Regions from separate parts of the Homo sapiens genome. Here region 1 is linked to region 2. The links are chromatin loops, found by intact Hi-C in ENCODE. Cell type or tissue: IMR-90. All regions are shown on one strand. Region 1 overlaps NCAPG2 (non-SMC condensin II complex subunit G2). Region 2 has its middle 23 kb from the start of MIR5707.

The links. Hi-C counts contacts between places; a loop is a spot of excess contacts. Peaks named below come from ENCODE experiments on the same cell type or tissue, not always from the same donor. Only the 100,000 strongest peaks of a DNase experiment are listed, where the experiment ranks them.
Region 1: it touches region 2 in a loop (2.6-fold over the local background); 1 of 110 quality-filtered maps calls a loop at or near these places.

Annotation. Positions count from the first base shown.
Region 1 is chr7:158,680,639-158,684,638 of GRCh38, forward strand. NCAPG2 (non-SMC condensin II complex subunit G2) reads right to left here. Exons shown (of 28, transcript NM_017760.7): 9 at 2,662-2,748; 10 at 83-178. Among named protein-coding and RNA genes, the nearest start is that of NCAPG2, 22 kb to the right of the region's middle. In IMR-90, no CTCF peak of the experiment used is centred here; no DNase peak of the experiment used is centred here; H3K27ac peaks cover 944 bases.
Region 2 is chr7:158,612,527-158,616,526 of GRCh38, forward strand. No RefSeq gene overlaps it. Among named protein-coding and RNA genes, the nearest start is that of MIR5707, 23 kb to the left of the region's middle. In IMR-90, no CTCF peak of the experiment used is centred here; a DNase peak (open chromatin) is centred at 2,445.

The sequences.
Region 1 (4,000 bases), 68 kb after region 2:
TGTAATTTGGACTTAGAGTTTGCTAAATTCAAAAGCACAAGTAGTACATTCCAAACACGGATAAACTATTTGAAATGTATACCTTTAATCCTCTCCAAAGGATGGGCTTATATAATCTATAAAGCATCTCTTCCACTCCCTGCCGAACTTTCTTTTGATGGTGAAAGTAACTCAGAACCTAAGGACCAAAAAAAGGAAAAGGAAGGCATTAACAAAAAAATAAATAAATAAAATAAAATGGCATTTGGAAAGAGCAACAGGGAGAATTGTTCTCTCCACCACAAGTAGGCTCTGGCTGGCATCCACATGTCATGACAATTCTTCAGCAGGAGTAACTTCAATGGATATAGGACAGTAGTAAATGCAGTCAATCACAAGAAAGAATCTACGGCTGAAATAAAAAGATTAATGGCCTTGGGCTATAAAATGGTTTGGGTTCTAGTTTCTGCTATTCTGCCAACAGCCACATAACCTCAAAAAAAGACTCGTTTAAACCTCTGACCTTCAGGATAAAATGGAAAAGGGGAGATTCCTGAATGGTTCTAAGAGCTCACGCTTGTTCCAAAACATTAACTAACCTCTTTATTACCAACATGTGGTAACTGTTTCATAACTTTGTAACAAGGAGGTGTCACACTTAGTGACCCCTCACTGTATGAGATTAATTTAGGTATCAAGTTCCTCCCAAAACTTATGAAAAAATCAGAAAATGATCATTCTTGTAGCTTTCATTCTTCTTTTCCTACTCACTTCTTTTCCAGTCAGAATCTTCCCAAAATTCTTTGTAGCCTCATGTCCCTAACAACAATTAATTTTGCCTTACTTCTCTATTCACACCTTTTGGGGCTAAACTTTATTAGTGAAACATGAAAATTTTGAAAGATTAAACAGGCTGTAAAAGAACAGCCTACACTTTAAGTGAGCTTGTATCAACTTAACCCTAGAAGAGCTGCAGTATGGGGATTATTTTTTTCTGATTATTATTTTGTAGTTTGTATTGATGGTGATAAGTGACATTAGTCTATAGTTTGCTTTTTGTGTACAATACTATCAAACTTTGATATCAACAGTACACTTGCTTCATAGAAAAATTTTCTAAACAGCTTAAGACTTAATTCACATGCCACAAAATCTACTGTTTTAAAGTATACAATTCAGTGGCTTTCAGTATATTTAGAGCTATGCTACCATTGTTACTGTCTAATTCTAGAACATTTTCATCAACAATGTTGAGATTTTTAATTTCAAATGATGTCTGAAGCACTGCCTGAAACCTCTTTCAATATCAATAAAATGACTTATCAGATAAATTTAATAGTTATCAAATAAAAACAATTTGAGGAAGAAACTATAATGTGTTATAAGTTGTGACAAAAACAATTACTTGGAGTTGAGTAACACGTTTCACTTGAGTGAAATCTAATATTCTCCCTTTAAATTCTTTTTGTGCATTTTTCCATAAATTTACCAAATAGTGATATCTATACTTATAATATCTTAATTACTCAGACTACCACAGCAAAAATAACATATGAAAACATACATAGTTTACATATAAACTACACATATAGTTTACATAAACATAGTTTACATAAATACATAGTTTAATGCAATTCTACTAAATAAAATTTGAAACACCAACTCATCTATGTGAAATAAATAACCCAAACTGACTACAACTAAATAAAGCCACACTGGGATGGGGGTGGGGGGTGGGTAGGACAGGGAGTTCATTGAATATATTTATCCTAAATATATGCAATCACGATTTTTAAATCCTCTGGAAAACTCAGTAGTCTAGATAAATCTCTGGGTTCTTTATCCTTGTGTAACTGAAATTAAATCATCAATAATGCAAAGAAACATTTTCTTATCCACTCAAAATTAATATAATTAGTATATTTACATTCTATAAATAGCAGTAGTTTCACTCTACAACAAAACAAAGAAATGAGTAGTCTTTATTCACTTGGTTTCTTGACATATGGTTGCCAAAACTAACAGCAAGCAAACAAGGCATCCCATGGGTTAGAACACTGATCAACAGCAGCTGCTTAATTTAAATAAACACAGCAGACCAGATTTTCCCATTCCTCCTGCCAGGATCCTTAAGATCCATCAAACACCTATCAGTGTAGTAATGGCACTGATGATAGAATCTTATCTAGTCAGTCCATTTACAATTATTAATATAAAGGTAAAGTTCATATCTAAATTCTGAGATTAATCTAAATTCTGAGATTACCTTTACAGAACAAAATATCAAAAGAAACAATCAAAACATTTATTCATTTGGTTTGCAGAAGAGCAAAATTGGAATTTAATAAGTAAAATAATAAAAATAATTTCAAATACCCTCTAGGATCTTTGAAAAAAATGATAGTGGCCATTAGAAACCAATAATTCTGGAAAATCTCAAGACAGAGAATTGAATTTAAGGTCATTCAAATACAATACTAACCATCTCAACAATACACCTTTGCTTTCCTCATTAAAACTTTGGTGGCAGGAATAAAACTGCCAGACATCAAATATCAAGGTTCTGAGAAATCCCCCTAACTGATGTCTGTGAAAGCTTAATTTTAAAATTTAACCAAAACAATTATCTAAAAACAAAACAGAGGAAACATTATTTCAAAAACAATCTGTTCACAATCTTACCTCCCGCACTTTGGAATGCACTGGAGACCTCCTCGGAAGGTGTATCCCGTGGAACATGAAGTCCTGGATGCAATCATTTTCAATCGCCTGAAATAACAAATGCAATGCAAAGCACTTGGTGTGTGTGTGTCCTACTGACGACCTGACAAGCAGTGCGGCATTTGAGTACAAAGAGTCTGACCTGTCCATCTTATATTTCATGAGAAAAAAACCTGGACCCTTTTGTCCAAGCTTTCTTATTTTAAGTCCATGCTTCTTAGAATCCCTTTGGTTTTCTTATAGCAAGGAGAATGCTTTGCTTCTCTTTTATTTGATGAAATATCAAATCTGTGCCAAATGGCAATGTAAGATTCCACCTACCACTCAAGGCTAGTTCAAATCAGACAAATTTCAGAGACTGAGTGCATGGTGAGTGTGGAGCCCCCTCTTCTGACTCATCACTGACCTGGACAACCTTCAGAAGACTGGATTTGTTCCAACAGCCTCCACAGAACAAAAACAGAACTACCTCTACGGCGGAAACTGTAAATAAGATATTTCAGGGCCACTGTTGACAAGGGCTGAGCAAGGAAGGTGTGTGGGAAGCCCTTCATCAGCCCCATGCACTAATGGTACTCAGAGTGCAGCAACTGGGAAAAGGCCTAGCCTCTAAGAGTAGCAAAAAACCCCAGTGGACCCTATGTCTGTACCTGTACTCTGTGCCCACCCTCACACATGAGCAGGATTTCTGTGGCTTTGAGGAAGGACCTAAGGAAACGCTCCTAGGGTTAATACTAATACAAACCAGAGTCTGCAGATGCTCAAGTTCCTCTTCCCCATTATATTTGAAAATATTTCCTTCACCTGAAGTCACTTAGCATCACTTAATGTGGGACAACCACACATTGTCTGACTTGCAATGAAAGATGAGATACACAGCACTACCTGGGAAGTTATTTGTACCATAAAAGTTGAATCCAAACCTTTAGAGCTAACTATCAGTATGCCAACATTCTACAGGACAACTGGTCCAGTTTCCTCACATGCCAATGGCATAGATTTTAAGAAAAGGAAAGGAGGGAGGAATGCTCTAGAATAAGCGATTTTAATGGTATAACAAGCAAATGCCATGTGGGCAACTTGTTGAGTCCTAATTCAAAAAAACTCTAAGGAGACATTTGAGATCACTGGAAAAATTTTAATGTGGCTTGATTATTTTTAAAAATACCAAGGATTTACTGTCACATTTTTAGGTCTTACAATGGCATTCCATAAGCACATTTTTGAGAGATGAATAAAGTAGTATGTAGAAATGAAATGTCAGGTCTGGAATTTGCCTGAAAAACTTAAAGAGAGGGAG
Region 2 (4,000 bases):
GAAAATAAAGAAAAATGGATATGGTGAGATTTTAAAACTTCTTCATGCTACTTTTCTGACTCAAAGAAAGGGCAACGCTGCAGTGACTCCCACAGGATGAGGCTCACCTGGGATGTGACAACACACTGGGCTGTGGGGGTCTGCGTGGGAGGCTACTGCCTGGGAAAGTCCCAGGCAACATGAAGTTGATGTCTCCCAGCACAAAAAACACCCTGGAGCACCCCCAAAATGTACTCATCCCAGTCCCAAGTAGAAGAATCCACACAAACCAGGAACTTCGCTCATGCTGAAGCCACGTGCCCTGGAATTGATTTGTGTTGACTGCCACAATTGATTCAAGTGAAATTGATTCACAACTTGAAGCAGAGGAAAAAACTAAAAGCAGTGCCCCTTTCAAACAGCAGTGCCCACCACAACTGTTACTCCAAGTTCTGAACTGTGCTGTGGAGGACCTGGAAGTGGGTTTTCTCCCCCTTAATCATGAAAATAGCTGACGTTTGTGGTGGCTTTCAGCACAGAAGTTCCTTTTGGATTCTTACTAAAGATGGGTAGATCGAACATAAGCATTTACCTCTGCTACCCGCAAAACCCAGTAAGACACGAAATGCTTTTTTAAAAAGGCATAGACCTGTAAGAACAAAGTGGGAGAACAGATACTAGCACGCATATTATAAAAGGGGAAATCAGACAGAGCAGTCTCTGTCTCTGCATACTCAAGGAAAGCCAAACCCTAAGCTGGGGGAGCAATCCCACAAGGAAAAACACATCCAACTGTCCCCAGGCCCAGGGACAGAAGTGGGTAGCACCAGCTAGGCTGAGAATGGTGGTAAATAAGGGAAAATCACTGAGTCTGTTCAACTACGCTGAGAATGGTGGTGAATAAGGAAAATCACTGAGTCTGTTCAGCTACGCTGAGAATGGCGGTAAATAAGGAAAATCACTGAGTTTGTTCAAAAAGCAGTTTGACTCATTCATCATGAAATGCAAATTAAAACTACACTGAGATACCATTTCTCACCTATCAGATTGGCAAAAATCCAAAATCTCAATGACATACTCTGTTGGCCAAGCTGAGGGAAACAGGCTTCTCATGCATGGCTGATGAGAGGCAAAATGGTGCAACCTCTAGAGACAGGAACTAGGCAATTATGCAAAAAAATCACAAATCCACTTCCTGTCCTCTAGCAATCTCTTTCATTACTCTATCCCAATTATATACCAGTGAAGGCCTGAGAAGAAATACACACAAGGCTGTTCATTGCGGTACTATGGCAAAAGCAAAAGTGAAAACACCCAAAGTCTCCGCAAGGCACTGGTTAGATAAATTGCTTCATGCACATAAGGGAGCACCAGTCTGCTGTGAAAAAAAATGAGAGCTCCATGTTATGTTACAGGTTGAAGAGGTTTCCAGAATATATTAAGCTAAAAACTAAAAAAAAAAAAAAAAAAAAAAAAAAAAAAAGGTAAAATACAATGTATCTGGTATGTTTCCATTTGTCTAAGAAAGGATGTTAGTATAACAGGCCTCGCTCTGTCACCCAGGCTGGAGTACAGTGGCACCATCATGGCTCACTGCAGCCTCAACCTCCCGGGATCAACTGATCCTCCCACCTCAGCCTCCGAAGTAGCTGCAATTATAGGTGCGTGCCACCACACCTGGCTAATTTTCACACTTTTGTATTTTTTTGTAGAGATGGGTTTTGCCATGCTGCCCAGGCTGGTCTTGAACTCCTGGCTTCAGCGATCCACTCGCCTCGGTCTCCCAAAGTGCAGGATTACAGCTGTGAGCCACTGTGACTGGGTGGAGTACAGTGGCGCAATCTCAGCTCACTGCAACCTCTGCCTCCCAGGTTCTAAGCGATTCTCCTGCCTCAGCCTCCAGCGTAGCTGGGATTACAGGCATGTACCACCATGCCAGGCTAATTCTGTATTTTTAGTAGAGATGGGGTTTCACCATGTTGTCCAGGCTGGTCTCGAATTCCTGACCTCAGGTGATCCACCCGCCTCGGCCTCCCATAGTGCTAGGATTACAGGCGTGAGCCACCACGCCCGGCTGGCCTGCTTATTTTTTAATAGAAGAATAAACCATACATTTTTAAAAAACATTACCTATTTTGGAAATTCAGAAATATGTATTATTTGAATATACCTTTTTGAAAACTTGATGTTTGGTACCATATAAATATAAAAATATAGACAGATTTTAAAAACAACACCTACAAATTGGTGGTAAAACTAAACAAATATATCTGATTATGTATCCAGCTGGGGGCAGAACAGCCATACAGAAAGAGCTGTGTTTGTGTTCCCTAAGGGGATATACCCCTAAGGTCAAAAGAACTGCAAAAAAATCTTAAACTGTTTCAAGAATCACATTGATGGTGGCAGTGTTTGCAATGTTACTCTTAGACTACAGTGAGTGTATTGCTGAACCGAATGAGTAATCACATTGGTGTCACTGAGAACTCAGACTTTTGGCTCAGTTAAAAGGATATAAACAGCTAAGACCAATGAGGTTAAGTTAAAATTCTCAAGTCCTAAATTTGAACTGGAATGATCAGTATGAACTCACATGTTTATCCCCAAAAATTTCATATAACTATATTATCATAAAAATAATTCATGCATACAATTATATGCATAATTTTATATATGTATACTTTTTAAATGTATACTTATATAATCTTCTAGCTCTGATTACTGAAAAGCACTAGAAACAACGGTCAATGACCAACCCGTTAGCAATAACACTCCTAGAGGCCAGATCATGGTCTCCAACTGCCATTTTCCACTCAAACCATAAGTCCTCGGAGAAACAGTTGATTCTAGGTCTAGTGCACGAAATGTACAAGAGGAGCCTGGGACTACTCAACACATCAGGAAGCAGGGAGGCTCCCAAAAACTGCTTGGGTCACATTATGAGGACTACAGGCCAAACTGAATGAGCTCTCACTGGCCAGAAAATATGGGCTCCAATAAGGACAATAACTACGATGGACTGAAACTCATCAAATGACACTAATTTTAACAATTCTCATTCGTCGCTTTTTGAAGATGCTCACTATTTTTGAATACTGGTAAATAATTCCCCTCCTTTCCTATACAATCTATACAAGGGGGCAAGCAAACCAAATATTCCAGCTGATAAAAAAGAAATATAATTCTCAGAGTATGACTTTTTGCAAACTTTTATGAATTAACAGATCGAGGTAATTATCATCAATAGCTAATAACATCACAAAAAGAGAGGCTATTGTGAGGTAGGTACATCCTAAGGGAGGAGCCAATATTCCCTATGAGGAACCCTGTCAAACAAAAACAAACCTGAATTTAATCAAATTGAGAAGTACAAACTATGATAAAGATTTAACGACAACTCTCAGGAAAAACAGAGACAGAGTAACGTGTTAAATGATGCTGCAAGGATGCAATCAGCACCTCTGCAAGCCCACAGGACAAACACAAGTGTACAAAACAAGTACCAGCAGTATTTTAAAACGACGGAGTGGAATCCACAAGAAACATAAGACACTTGGTATATAAACCTTATTTGGATCTCATTCAAGCTAGCAAACTGTAAGAACAGATATCTACTGAAGAATTTGAGATATGGGATGATCTTACACAATTTTTATCATAATTGCCTATTAACATAGTTAACATCTTACTTACATAACTGTTTTTAGATGTAATAGCGGTACTGTGGCTGTGTTTTTATTTGATATCTGAGACTTGCTTCAAAATCAGCCAGTGGGTGGGCAGTGGATGAAGGTACAAATAAACCTGTCATGCAGCTGATAAATGTTCCACCGTAATAAAATTAAGAGAAAGTAAAGGTGTAAACAGAGCCTCAGATCCCCATGCCCTCTCTGGTAGGCAACTAGAGATTTATTTTCCAGGGCATATGAGATAGAGGCTCTCTGAACTGAGGGTGCAGCACCATACTGAAAACAGGGGGTTAGTAAACACTGACACTGTTGAATAAGAAGAGTCCGTACCT